4 separate regions of the Homo sapiens genome follow, and regions 1, 2 and 4 are each linked to region 3. Evidence: chromatin contacts called from ENCODE Hi-C or POLR2A ChIA-PET data. All regions are on one chromosome and are shown on one strand. The core of a region is the stretch at or near the end of the contact, and the rest is flanking DNA. Distances in the headings are between cores, read along the strand shown.

Evidence for each region. A loop is a pair of places that touch in the nucleus more often than their neighbours do. ChIA-PET counts read pairs that join two places held with the same protein, here RNA polymerase II (POLR2A). Pooled maps may share reads with other maps.
Region 1: a loop to region 3 is called in a map of CD8-positive, alpha-beta T cell, with 9 times the contacts of the local background. The contact joins the enhancer-like site here to the promoter of SEC63 in region 3. A Hi-C loop is called at or near these places in 7 of 168 maps with a recorded cell type or tissue (CD4-positive, alpha-beta T cell, CD4-positive, alpha-beta memory T cell, CD8-positive, alpha-beta T cell and 2 more) and 13 of 50 pooled maps. POLR2A ChIA-PET finds 5 or more read pairs at or near these places in 2 of 52 experiments (CD8-positive, alpha-beta memory T cell and activated naive CD4-positive, alpha-beta T cell).
Region 2: a loop to region 3 is called in a pooled map, with 2.3 times the contacts of the local background. The contact joins the enhancer-like site here to the promoter of SEC63 in region 3. A Hi-C loop is called at or near these places in 1 of 50 pooled maps. POLR2A ChIA-PET finds 5 or more read pairs at or near these places in 4 of 52 experiments (HEK293, K562, activated CD4-positive, alpha-beta T cell and 1 more).
Region 4: a loop to region 3 is called in a pooled map, with 4 times the contacts of the local background. The contact joins the enhancer-like site here to the promoter of SEC63 in region 3. A Hi-C loop is called at or near these places in 1 of 168 maps with a recorded cell type or tissue (naive thymus-derived CD4-positive, alpha-beta T cell) and 6 of 50 pooled maps. POLR2A ChIA-PET finds 5 or more read pairs at or near these places in 2 of 52 experiments (RWPE1 and WTC11).

Annotation. Positions count from the first base shown.
Region 1 is chr6:107,715,554-107,718,896 of GRCh38, forward strand. The region is part of intron 6 of SCML4 (Scm polycomb group protein like 4); the gene reads right to left. Among named protein-coding and RNA genes, the nearest start is that of SCML4, 110 kb to the right of the region's middle. RefSeq lists a silencer at 1,223-1,372. Within about 2 kb of position 1,323, at least 6 of the 41 ENCODE cell types and tissues checked have a DNase peak (open chromatin) inside an H3K27ac peak, as active enhancers do; they include CD4-positive, alpha-beta T cell, CD8-positive, alpha-beta T cell and OCI-LY7, where a contact is called at or near this core.
Region 2 is chr6:108,132,748-108,135,957 of GRCh38, forward strand. All of the region lies in intron 1 of OSTM1-AS1 (OSTM1 antisense RNA 1), which reads left to right. The region is part of intron 1 of LOC124901368 (a long non-coding RNA gene); the gene reads right to left. Among named protein-coding and RNA genes, the nearest start is that of OSTM1-AS1, 11 kb to the left of the region's middle. RefSeq lists an enhancer at 853-932. Within about 2 kb of position 1,329, at least 21 of the 41 ENCODE cell types and tissues checked have a DNase peak (open chromatin) inside an H3K27ac peak, as active enhancers do.
Region 3 is chr6:107,956,277-107,959,876 of GRCh38, forward strand. It overlaps SEC63 (SEC63 protein translocation regulator), which reads right to left and starts at 1,932. Exons shown (of 21, transcript NM_007214.5): 1 at 1,610-1,932. The coding sequence starts at 1,733. RefSeq lists enhancers at 1,371-1,972, 2,575-3,175 and a silencer at 1,595-2,134.
Region 4 is chr6:107,739,789-107,743,012 of GRCh38, forward strand. All of the region lies in intron 5 of SCML4 (Scm polycomb group protein like 4), which reads right to left. Among named protein-coding and RNA genes, the nearest start is that of SCML4, 83 kb to the right of the region's middle. Within about 2 kb of position 1,268, at least 5 of the 41 ENCODE cell types and tissues checked have a DNase peak (open chromatin) inside an H3K27ac peak, as active enhancers do.

The DNA of each region.
Region 1 (3,343 bases), core at 73-2,572, 240 kb before region 3:
ATCCAAAACCTCTTTATAGCTCTTGGTGATTATATCTTGGATGAGAGACAAGGAAGAGCTCTCAAACTTTCACCAGAGCATCAGCAGACACCAGGAAAATGTGCCCTGTGAACACATCCCCTTGGAGCCCACTGGCAGCGGAGACAGACGTGATATATCACAACTGCAGGAAGCTAAAGGTAAGTACCGCCAGAGAGAGAAGGCTGAGGAGTTTGTCAAGTCATCAATACCCACCCTTCTGCCTGCAGCCTCATGCAGTTTTCTGGCTTTTGTGGTTTTAAACCATTTTGATTAGTACCATGGGGAAAATGCCATTTCTAAGTCTCTTCCATGGTTTATGACTTGGGTCAAACTCCCTTAAAGAGGTATGGTTTTTTTGATGATAACTGCTTTTTACTTGGGATGGAACTTCAGAGCAATATTGAACAGTCATTTGGGTGGGAGGGTGGGGTGTGGGGGGACCCACAGCAGGCACTAGGCTGACAGCTAGGTGAGAAATGGGTGAGGACGCTGGCGGTTTCTCTCCCACTTTAACATCCTGCCACTCAAGTCAGCATGGTTTTTATCTCCATGGTTTCCAAACATTTTTAGTTGTGCAAATTTTGTTTAAGCAAAGCACATATAGAACCCCACTCTGCAAATGTGAAAAGGCCCTGCTTAAAGAGAGGGAGGGCACCTGGAGTCCTGTCTGCTCTTGTTCCATCTTCTCCATCTCTTAGAACCTTGAAAGCCATCAGGCATGATTTGAAAACCCCTGGGGTTGTTTTGAAAGACAGGCTTTGGAGCCCACTGAAGTCAGATCCTGGCTTAACACTTGATTTACCTTCTCTTGAACCTCTTTTTCTTTATCTTTAAATCAAATATACCAATACCTTTTTATAAATATTAAATCCTAAACATATAACTTATAATAAGTCGGAAACTGTCTGGCCCCCTTGAGTGTAGGTGTTCAATAAATAACAGTCTGATACAGGCCTCAAGCCCCCCTTTGCCAGGGCTGTGGGGGGTTCAAATATGAATAAGAGGCTTCACAAAGCTGAGGGTCTGTTCCTTTCTCTAGGATAGAGTAAGAACTATAGATGAGGAAACAAAGTGCCATGGGAGGAAAAAGGAGGGAGTGAGCATTTCTGATCAGACTTCCCATTGCCTACTCAGCGTTACTTTGCACTTCTTCCTCTGTAATAGCAGCCCTAACTTCCATCTGGAATCATGGTTGCTAGGAATGAAAACCACATTTCCCAGCATCCCTTGCAGCAAGTGGCCATGTGACTACATTTTGGTCAATGAAATGTAAGCAGAAACGGAAACCTCTTTCAGAGACACTGGTGCTATCCTTCCTTCCGTCTTCTCCCCACCCACTTCCTCTGTCTCACTGCTGAGAATGTGCATGGCTGACTGGCTGTTTCTGGTACCTGCGGTTTTATTTAGCACCCTGAGGAAGGCACTGGTTAAAAGGAATCTTTCGGCTGGGCGGGGTGGCTCACGCCTGTGGTCCCAGCACTTTGGGAGGCCGAGGCAGGCAGATCACGAGGTCAGGAGATCGAGACCATCCTGGCTAACACTGTGAAACCCCGTCTCTACTAAAAATACAAAAAAAAAAAAAAAAAAAAAAAAAAAAAAGCCAGGTGTGGTGGCAGGCACCTGTAGTCCCAGCTACTCAGGAGGCTGAGGCAGGAGAATGGCATGAACCCAAGAGGCAGAGCTTGCAGCCTGGGTGACAGAGCGAGACTCTGTCTCAAAAAAAAAAAAAAAAAGGAATCTTCGGAGAATTAAAGTGTTAACAGACCTACAAAGGATGAATAATTTCATTTTTCTTCAGTGTATCACAAAGGCTCAACAGTGAACTTCAACTGATACATCACATAGCAGCTTTTCTCCAAAGAGGTTAGGTGGCTTTGCGATTTTAAACATCCCACAGTCCCGTGGTGGGGGTCCTGCTGATTATGGACAACTGGATTTCAGGGTCTCAGGCAAAGTTCTCTCTAATATTTATTTTTATTTATTTATTTTTTGAGACAGAGTCTAGCTTTGTTGCCCAGGCTGGAGTGCAGTGGCGCAATCTCTGCTCACTGCAACCTCCACCTCCCGGGTTCAAGCGATTCTCTTGCCTCAGCCTCTCAAGTAGCTGGTATTACAGGCGTGCATCACGACACCCAGCTAATCTTTGTATTTTTAGTAGAGACGGGGTTTCACCATGTTGGTCAGGCTGGTCTCAAACTCCTGACCTCAAGTGATCCACCCGCCTTGGCCTCCCAAAGTGGTGGGATTGCAGGCATGAACCATCGTGCCTGGCTGGTTCTAATACTTCTAAGTTATTAAAAAGACAGCCAGGATTCAGGGTTCAGGTATTGATGTTCTTGGGATGAAAGGCAGCAGGCACAGGTGGACTCCGTGTCTCTGATCTCATCCCAGATCCTGACAGGCAGAAGGGCCTGAGCTAGGGGGCCTCTCCTGGGGTGCAACCAGGCTCCAGCAGAGAGGCTTTCTCAGAGCTGGAGGCTGAGGAAGGGTCTGGGCTGCCCCTCGGCCAGTCGTCTGGCAAGATTACTCAGACTGTCAGGGCCTGATTCCAGGATGATATGAGTTAGCTCTGTGTCCCCACCCAAATCTCACCTTGAATTGTAATAATCCCCATGTGTCAAGGATGGAGCCAGTTGGAGATAATTGAATCATGGGTTTGGTTCCCCCATTCTGTTCCTGTGGTAGCCAGTAAGTCTCACGACATCTGATGGTCTTATAAAGGGGAGTTCCCTTGCACAAGCCCTCTTACCTGTCACCATGTAAGACGTGCCTTTGCTTTCCCTTTGCCTTCTGCCATGATTGTGAGGCCTCCCCAGCCATGTGGAACTGTGAGTCCATTAAGCGTCTTTCCTTTACAAATTACCCAGTTTCGGGTATGTCTTTATTAGCAGAACAGACTCATACACAGGAGAACAAAGGGCCGGTATGGGGATGAAAGTGAAGGACAGGAGGACATCCTAGGGCTCAACTGGAAGGAGGTGTGAGGGGCTGGGGGACAGGAGCTATGCTGAAGCCCTCTGAAGAGCCCTGGATTCCCTGGCCCTGGGTCACCAGTTGGACTGAACAGGGCAGACTGTTGTTGAGTGAGTGATAGAAGTTCTCTCCAACCAAATCATGCCTCCCTCTTACTGCTGGAAATCCTGCATTTAAGACATAGGGCTGAGATTGCACCAACGTGAGTGGGAGAGAGAGTAAATATCTCCTTTTTAAAAAGTGGGACTCTGGGATTATGAGTCAATTCAATCAGCATGGTGTCCTGTGATCACCACCCTGAGAAAAGGGGAATGGGGCTGAGGAGAAGAGGATGAGAGAAAGACATTTA
Region 2 (3,210 bases), core at 79-2,578, 180 kb after region 3:
GCCACTGCACCCAGGCCCAGCCCATTAGGCTGATTTTTGACAATTACTACTTTTTCTTCTGGGAAGTTGGGAGCGTACCACCCTCCCTCATTTTCCCCGCTTTTCCCAGCTCACAGCCAGGAAAAGAGGAATGGTCCCACTAAAGGGCTACTGGGTCTAAGTTTGGCCTCCTGCAGGGTGGGGAGGAGATGGGGCTGGGAAGACGACAGGGAGAGAAGTTCCTCTCCATCCTAGCTGAGGAAGCCACTGGGCCTGGGTGTAGGTGGTGTCACCAGATATGATTTTGTCTGTGGTTCTTTCCTCTGTGCTGCTAGGAGCGGACAGTGACACTTCCCTCTTTGCTGAGGGGCAGCACCTCTTATCCACTCTGCCATGAGGGAAGTAAAGCAAACCAAAATGGCAATTTACCGTCGAGGCAAGGTTTTGTGCAATATTCATTCAATATCAATCTGGTGAGAGGCCAAAAGTACACTGACATTTTTTGCATGGTAAACAAGGGCCATGTGACATTGTTCCAGCTTTTGCCATAGAGAACTACGCAAAAACTCCAATCCATTAAAAGATGCTAATTCCTTAAAGAGAATCCATTGATGATCACTTGAAAAAGATGGAACCAACCCTGCCATGTAGTTTCAAAAATAAGTTCCACCGTGCATACAGAGTTGCCATTTGGGAAGATGAAAAAATTCTGGAGAGGACTGTGGTGATGGTCTCACAACAATACGAACGTACCTCGTGCCACTGAACTGTACACTTTCAAATGGTTAACATAATAAGAAGGAAAAAAAATCCACATTGAAAACTAAAGGCATCCCATACTCAGAGTTAACACCATCTTTAAATACATGATATTCAAACCGAAACCCTTTAAATACATGATATTCACACTGAAAGATACAGTCTTGTACGTGCAGGAGAGAAGGCGAGCGAGGGCATGGCAGGCAGGGCGTGTCTGTGCCACCACCAACACCAGACTTTCCATTCGCAAACAGCTTGTCAGACTGGAACTCTTCCTTCGTTCAGCTGGTGTTTCGGTGCCAGACAATCAAAGGAAAAGGAGAGAGAAACCAGCGAAGCCCTAGAGAGACAGGGAGAAAGCCTCAAAGCAACGGAGACAGAGCCGGGCCCCACCGCACGGCTGGAGGGCCGCCCCCACACGGAGCTGCCCCAGCCCAGGGCCTGCGGGGCCGAGTCGCCTCCCGGCAGCTGAGTGGCAGCCTCGGCTGCGGACCCAGGCGCAGCTTCCCCCAGAGGCCGGCGCTATTAACTCCCGGGGCCTCCTGCGGCGGCGAGGCGGTGGCACGGCTCCTCCCGCTCCCTCGGCCTCCAGGTTCAATAAGGATTACATCATGGAGCAAGTATGCGGGGCAGCCTGAGAATCAAAGCCGTCAGCACCGGCGGCTGGTTAACTGTACTGTTGCTGAAACACATCCTTCCCACCCCCTCCCCGCGCCCCTCTCCCTGCCCCGGCCCTCTGCTTTTCGTACCATTAAGGATAGCATTATTGGGGAGAGGAAAATCTGATCAAAACTGTCGACCGCCAACGACAGATTTTCTATGGATTCTATAAAGGCCACCTTAACGATTTCCCTAATTAATGGATGACATCTTTGGCTGAAGGAGAAACGATGGATTCGACTCTGTCTTCGTCTTTGTTAACCTTCTAATTAACTTTCGTAGGTCACCCAGGTCTCCCAAACCTGAAAAGTGAAGAGGCCCATTGTGCGAGGAGCAGTAAACTTACTTTTTCTGCTGGGGTACTTAAAAGGGAGAGCGGCTATAGGCCGAGAAAAATAACTCCATTTAAAAGCTTTGTGGCTGCAGAGAATACATAGGTCCCTCCCTTAGAAAATAATTGAAACACCTTTTATACCAATATTTCTATGCATAATAAAAACAAATTAGCAAAATGCATCTAAATTCAGCAGCACTTTCAAATTACCTTTTTTGGAATGTAAGCCTCTGCAAGTCAACAAAAGGAGTTGGGTTTAGAGAGAAAATTGCAACTGCAACAGCTATCAGCCTTTATGCTGAGAGAGCAAGGAACTCGGATCCCTCCGAGTCAGGGCCGGGAACTCGTATACCTCGGAGTTATCTCCCTGAGGAAATGCTCCAAAATACACTGCCCTTGCAGAAGCTGAGCTGTAAACTGCCTGAGGGACCTAAAGACTCTTCACAAATGAGCAGGACTTTTTCTGGATAGAGTGATCTTTTGGGGTTCAGAAATATTTTAATGGTGTCAGTGAAAAACAAACTGCAGTGGAAAAGCCAGAAAACGAGATAAAGCTCCACTGTGATCATAATATTGACAGAGCAGAGCAATTTATTTTAAAAAGTTAAAAAAAATTGAGTTTTATTTTTGGTAGATTTGCCAAACTAGGCAGATGAGTTGTGGACACTGCTCTAGTTCCTTGGCATCTTTGAGGGCAATGTAAAGGAGATACTGAGGGAACAAACAGCAGGTGCCCGGCCTAAAGTGGAACCAAATGGAGAATCCTTTAAATAATTTTGCTAAAGGAGCACTCCTCTGAGATAACTTGCAAGGGAATGGGATTCCTAGCCCAAGGACAACAGCAGCTATTTGATCATTGTTTTCTGGTTGTAAACAAAATCAGAGCTAATTATCAAAAAGCACAAACCTTTAAATACTGTCAATATTGTAATTTTATAAATTAAATTATAATTTTATAAATTTAATTGCTACTATTTAATATTTTAATGCAATATTTTAATTGTGTCTATTCATTTTTCTATGTCCCCTCAAATTTTTACATAGTTCAGATTATATTCTACTTTTTGTTACTTTAATACCTTAATACCATATCATTAGCATTTTTCTTTTTTTTTTTTTTTTTTTTTTGAGAAGGAGGCTTACTCTGTCACCCAGGCTGGAGTGTAGTGGCACGATCTTGGCTCACTGCAACCTCCGCCTCTCAAGTTCTAGCGATTCTCCTGCCTCAGCCTCCTGAGTAGCTGGGGTTATAGGTGCAAGCCACCACGCTCAGCTAATTTTTTGTATTTTTAGTAGAGATGGTGTTTTACCATGTTGGCCAGGCTGATCTCAAACTCCTGTCATTAAATGATCCACCCGCCTCAGCCTCCCAAAGTGCTGGGATTACAGCCATGAGCCACCGCACCCAGCCTGTTTTTCTTTTTCTTTTTTTAACATTAAAAAAATTGTTTTTCAATTTAGAGATAGGCTCTACCTGG
Region 3 (3,600 bases), core at 682-3,181:
TTTTCTACACTACCAATTGCACACATAATGGCTGTTAGGTGAAAATAAACTACTGAAAAGTGTACCCTTTTAACTTGAAATACAACAACCACAAGAATGGCCTAGGTTTGCAGATAAGAAAAGCCATTACAGCATTAAGACTTCACTTATACACAATCACTGCCCAAAGAACCTACCCAATTTTTTTTCCTTTTTCAACATCGAGGAAGAACCTACACAATTTAAATGCACTTAGGAAATAAGGCACAACAGTCCAAGATCCAAATTTCATAAACTACCCATTGAGTAAAAAAAGTATTAAGACTAGTAACTTTGGACAGATTTTTGCATCTAATGGATTTTTAAACTTATTGTCAAACGTACAAAATGATGCAATCCTTTGTTACTATTTATCCTAAATTTATTTTAGTTCTATTCCAAGTCAAGAATGTTAGTTTCCTGCAGATCACATGGGGCGGGGGGGAAAAAGAATGTTACAGGACACTGAATCCATCTGAAAGTATAACAAGTTCTGAGCTGATTCAAGGCTTCACTGTTAACAACTTCTCCAAGTAGAGTATATAACCTGGACAACCTAGACCTCCAGCACACCCAATTGAAGAGAAGATATTTAAGCAAGTTAGCACAGCTCTTGTGCAATAGAAAGCTTTCCCTAAGTTGTTAATACTCAAAACCCACTCCTTACTGTTAACACTACCATAAATAACCCATTAGGCCCTCGCAGTTACATCAGCTTTAAGAATACCATCTGCCATATGTCCTAGTAGAGTGCAACAAATGGATGCAAACATTACCCAAACATCAAGTGAAATATGAAAAGAATCTGTTATTCTGTGCTTTAATTCGATGTTGTTTAATGTGAAAAGACTTAGAACCAAAAGTAAATCGACCCACTACCTCAAAATTCCCTACAAGATTAATTAAACGAGACTTAATCCTTCATACTTGCACTTTTTCCGTCACAAACAGGAAACTCCGAAGAAAAGGAAATAGAAAAAAGCCTATTTTTGCTAAGAGGAATAACGGCATTGCTTCCAACCCCCACAGTGAGTGAACAAATGAAAAAGCAACGGGAGGAAGTGACGGGGGTAGGCGGTGGAAAGCTCAATTGGAGTCCTAAGCATGCCACCCGGCTCAGAGATGCCCTAAAACATCTGTTAAGAGCAGCTGCAACAGGGAAACCGGAGTCGGGGGATGAGGGCCGCGAACTGGACGGACTGAGAGTTGTGCCCGCACGTTCAGTCTCTTCTTGGCCAACTCTTTGCTCACCTCCCAAGTCCCCATCCCGCTTCCTCCATAAAGAAAAATCCCCAATAAAAGCAAAGGCAGAGAAGACAAAGAGGCAGGAGGAGGCTGCAAGGAGCGTCCACAACAATGGAGAAGATGGAGCGAGCGAAACTCCTGAGGACAATGAAGGGAGGTGGAGAAGCGCCGAGGGAAACGCTGCTGACCCGGGCCCCGCCAGTGGCGGACGCTGGACACAGGCCGGGCCGCACCGTCCCTGTCATCCCGGACGCCGCGGGCTGGGGCCGGGCAAGCGGGCGCCGCAGGGCCTGGGGGCGCTGGCGGGGCCTGCGCGGGTTCGCGGGCAAAGGCCGGCGGGACTCACCGGCATTCTGATCTCGGGGCCAGAGGTAGTATGTCGCCGGGATCACGATGAGCCCCACGAAGGAGGTGAGGAAGTAGAAGAAGGTGTTCCCACTGTCATCGTACTGGAACTGCTGCCCGGCCATGGCACCCCCTCCTCCGCCTCGCTCTTCTCACCGCCGCCGCCACGACCACGCTCTGCACTCCCGCTCCCAACGCCCCGGCCCGAGTGGCGTAGCTTGGACACTGCCGCCGCCGCCTCTCCTCCCCGCCCCCACGCCACTCTCACGGACACGCCGCCGCCACCTCTGCCGCTGCCGCCGCCGTCGCCAGCTCTCGCGAGAGGAGATAGTTCCCGCCCCGCTCAGTTTTCCCTCCCCCTGCGTGTCCCCAGCGAGCTCGCTAAGGGAGACGTGGCGAGCGCAACGGTGGAACTCGGCGAGGTCTCGCCCTTAGCCCCGCCCTAACGTCAAAGCCCTCCCCCAACCCCTCCCCTAGGGTCCCGCCCCTAACCGCTCCGCCTTCCTCCACCGCTCAGTTTCCCAGCGCACCACGCCGGATTCCGGGCGTCGGCGTACAGGATCCCAGAGAAGGCTTCCCGCCGGAGCAGCGGTCGCGGGCGGTTCACCTGGCTGCGCAGGGGTCCCAGATATTCAGAGAAGAGCTGAGGCTCAGCCTGTCCTGCCCTCTGGATTAATTGCCCTGGTTGATCACGTTTCCTTGGGTTCTGGATCTGCTCCTCCAGCCCCCATATTTTGGAAACAAGTGTCATTTAGAATAGGGGGTGGGAGGCCGGGCACAGTGGCTCACGCCTGTAATCCCAGCACTTTGAGAGGCCGAGGCGGACGGATCATGAGATCAGGAGTTCGAGACCAGCCTGACCAACATGGTGAAACCCACTCTCTACTAAAAATACAAAAATTAGCCGGACGTGGTGGCGCGCGCCTCCATCTCAAAAAAAAAAAAAATTGGGGGATGGGGAGGTGTGGGTTGCGGGAGGTGTGGGTTGCAGTTGTGTTTTCAAAGCAATGTTTACTATCTGGCCGGGCGCAGTGGCTCATGCCTGTAATCCCAGTACTTTGGGAGACCGGGTGGATCATGAGGTCAGGAGTTCCAGACCAGCCTAACCAACATGGTGAAACCGCGTCTCTACTAAAAATACAAAAACTAGCCGGCTGTGGTGGCACGCGCCTGTAATCCCAGCTACTCAGGAGGCTGAGGCAGGAGAATCGCTTGAACCCGGGAGGCGGAGGTTGCAGTGAGACCGGATCGCTCTCCACTGGGCGACAGATTTGAATCTACGCTGTGCCCATCTTGCAGATGAAGATTTCCCCAAGCCGTTACAGATGGTTCCCTACCCATTCCAGAGCTGCTAATTATAACCACCAGCTTCAGGCGGTAGGCTGAGACCTTTATTGTTTTGTGTCATTTAGTCATCAGTAAACCCCATGGAATAAAGCAAAGTATGTCTGCTCTACAAATGAGAAAATTGAGGCCCAGAGAGACTGCCCAAGGTCCCTCACAGTAAAAGAATGTCTGAGGATTCAAACCCATATCATTTTGATGCCACAAAGCCAGTGTGCCCTTGACCCTCCATCGCCCAGGACCTTAAAATTTCCTGACAGTGACTGGCATTCTCCCTGCGGGTTGTGAACAGGAAACTGCATTTCAGGGATGGACGGTGGCGGGAGCAGTCGCTCTCGGGAGCCTCTCCTTCCCCTGGCTGTGGGACCCTAGAGGCTGGTGTCCGCTGAGCTGGAAACTGGACTTCTGCCCAGATCTTTGAACGACCCCACGGTCCAGCGGCAGCTGTGGCTGGGGTCTATCCCAGAGTCCATTGCCCCTCTCTGGGTTAAAAGGATAGCCCACCTGGTTGCAGAGATTGAAAGGACTAATTGTGAAAATGCTTTTCAAAGGAGAAAGTGTAATATGCAAATACCAAATATTACACTATATTTCAAGGACTCATTTTAATACTTTATACTCTGTTAACTAAATGCATTATAATATTCC
Region 4 (3,224 bases), core at 18-2,517, 220 kb before region 3:
TCTTAAAGAGACAATGTCTTACTCTAAAGGCAAACTCCCTAATGGCGTCATTGTAGGGCTCATGACAGACTGGTGGGAAAGACATGTGGGGTGAGGGTACTGCTCAGAGCTTACCATGCCATCGCTGCTTCCTCCACTTTCCCCAAGGCTCCCTGACAAGCAAAATTCACAGCACTCAGCTCTGCTGAGAAATCAGTGCCACAAGGTTGGATAATTTAGAGCAATTTATTTTTTCAAAGTAGTTATGAGCTAGGAAAGGGCTCAAGAGAACAACTGGGGTCATTACTTCCAAACCTCCCAGCTGACTGGGAGGAAAACCAGCTTTCAGATGGGGACATCAGCTTTTAGGAAGGAAGGCTGTCATCCTCCTGGAATAAGATGTTAAAAGGAAACCATTTTAGGCTCAGTTTTAGCTGAGCTGCAAGACAACAGACACCATATACCACAATAAAGTGTGAGACCACCATGCGGGTCTTGTAAAAAGAGATGGTGGAAAGCCAGTTTTACACCAACAGATGACCACCCACATCCATCCTGCAAACGAGGTTGTAGAGGCGGAGAAACAGTTTAACTAGAAGAGAAATTTTGGAGAAAATGATCCAGTGCATGGCTTCAGTGTGAACACATGAATAGCTTGAGATCTGTCCTCTGGAGCTTGAGAGACAAGCTCTAAAAGATGGCCCTTGGCTGGCAGAACAAAGGAGAGGTGCCTGCAGGGATCAGCCAATACATCCAGAGTTTGTTTGGTCAGAGGATGTGCGAGTGTTTCTCAAGGACCAGATGTGGGCCATCAGAAGACATAGATCTGCAGCAGGATCATCTTAGATCCTTTCCACAGGGCAGTCTGGAGGTGCGAGAGGGCTTCAGCTGAATCTAGAGATTTACCCCCAGAGGCCTTGGACTGTGGAAAGAATTGTAAATGACCAGCTAGAGAAGAGTTGCATTTGTCCATGCCCATGCAAGTGCAGGTGAGAGATGGTAGGGTCACCAAAGAACACATGTAAAAGCCCACAGGATGAAGAATCAGCTTTAAACATCGGCTAGAAGCAGAGAGCATGATGCCAACTCACAGCAAGATTCATCACGTACAAATTCCCCTGCCTCTTGCGTCTCCTCCTTCCCCCATCCACTGTGAAGGGGATCAAGGTTAGCGAGCTATGGGAGGAGGCAATAACAAAAGGGGGAAGGTTGGGGGAGAAGCCAACCATGCCCTTCTTTATTGCTGCAGGCAACTGGCCTGAAGCAAGCCTGAGCTGGGTGTGGGGCAGTCATTATGTCTTTGAGTGAAACTGAAAGTTTCGAGGCCGACTTCAAGTTCCAAACTGGTGGCATAGAAGCAAGCTGGCTTCAGTCCCCACCACAGAAAATCAAAAACAAATGTACAGCACCGAGATTATAACCAGAAATATCCCAGAACTCAAATATGAAGAGGAGACAGTGCCTGGGGCCACAGAGAAATGAAAAAACTCTGAGCAGAGGGTAAGAGAATCTGACTTCCACGTTCAAGTCCCTCCCTCCATCTGCTTAGCACCAAGCATGCAGAAAAATGTCTCCCAATTCACTGTTTCTACACTAGAAAAAGTGAGATCAAGGTGTACAACCAGCTTTCACACCATCTTGGTTTCCATGGCAGGAGGCCTGTCCTTGCCTTAATCCATAGGAAGCATTGAGAGTGCCCGAAGGGAGAAATATCCCTGAGGACAGCCAGAGACAAAGCAGGGAGGTAGAACTACCATCCCCAGCCCTGGGAACTCTGCTTAGTTACTTGCCCAAGGGAGATTTCAAATCAGTGTGGCTGTTACGCAGTACCACACTGTAGGTTTGTCCCACAGATCCCCTGGGCACAAGCCCCTAGCCAGCCTTCCCACACTGCTGGGATATACCTTTTTGGGACCTTCTGCATTTGGAAAGGGCAATGCTTCAATCATTCACTAGAGCTAAGGCAAACCTGGGCTTAAGGTGCCATGTAGAGCCAAAAAACCAAAGACAGTGACCTAGCAGTAAAGAACCTATAAGCAAATATATCCAATAAAAGCCAAACAAGTCAGAGAAGACTGAAATAAATATTCTTTCAATGCAAAGACATAGACACATCCACAAGAAACAACGGCTGACAGGAAACCGTGATCTCCCTAAATGGGCAAGGCAAGGGACCAGAAACCGACCCTAATAAGATGGTAACACGTGAGCTCTCTGACCAAGAATTCAAAATAGTAGTTTTAAGGAAACTCACTGATTTCCAAGATAACACAGAAAAGCAATTCAGAAATATATCAGAGAAATTTAACAAAGAGATTGAAATAATTAAAAAAAATCAAACAGAAATATTCAAACTAAGAAATACATTTGCTGAACTAAAACAATTATTAGAGACTCTCAATAGTGAAGTAGATCAAGCAAAGGAAATAATTAGTGAGCTCGAAGATAGACTATTTGGAAATATAGTCAAAAGAGAAAAAAGGAAAAAGGATGAGAATTAATGAAGATCACTTACAGGATATAGAAAATTACCTCAAAAGACAAAATCTAAGAATTATTAGTGTTCAAGAAGGAGTCAAGCAAGAACAAGGGGTAGGGAGCTCATTCAAATAAATAATAACAGAAAACTTTCCAAAAGATGAGAAGGGTCAAATATGCATGTATAGGAAGGGCAGAGAACACCAAACAGATTTTAACAAACAAAACTACCCCAAGGCATATATTATAATCATCAAACTCTCAAAGTCCAAGGACAAAGAGAGAATCCTAAAAGCAGCAACAAAAAAGAAGCAAATGACATTTGAAGGAACCCCAATTCATCTGGCAACAGACTTCTCAGTGGAAACCATATAGGCCAGGAGGGAATGGAACAGCATTTTCAATGTACTGAAAGAAAAAAAATAACTGTTATCCAAGACTACTGTATCAAGCAGTTATCCTTCAAATATGAAGGGTAAATAAATTTTCTCCCAGACAAACAAAAGCAGAGAGAATTCACCACCATCACAGGCATCTTACAAGAAATGCTAAAGGCAGTTTTTCAATGTGAAAGAAAAAAAAAACACTGCGGGTACAAAGCCTGTTGGTACCATTACGTACACAGACAAACCCACAACACTCTAATACTGTAATTGCTGTGTATAATCCACTTATAACACTAGTATGAAGCCCAAAAGACAAAGCTATTAAAAGCAATAATAGCTAGAACAATCTCTTAAGAGATAGGTAATATCAAAACATATAAA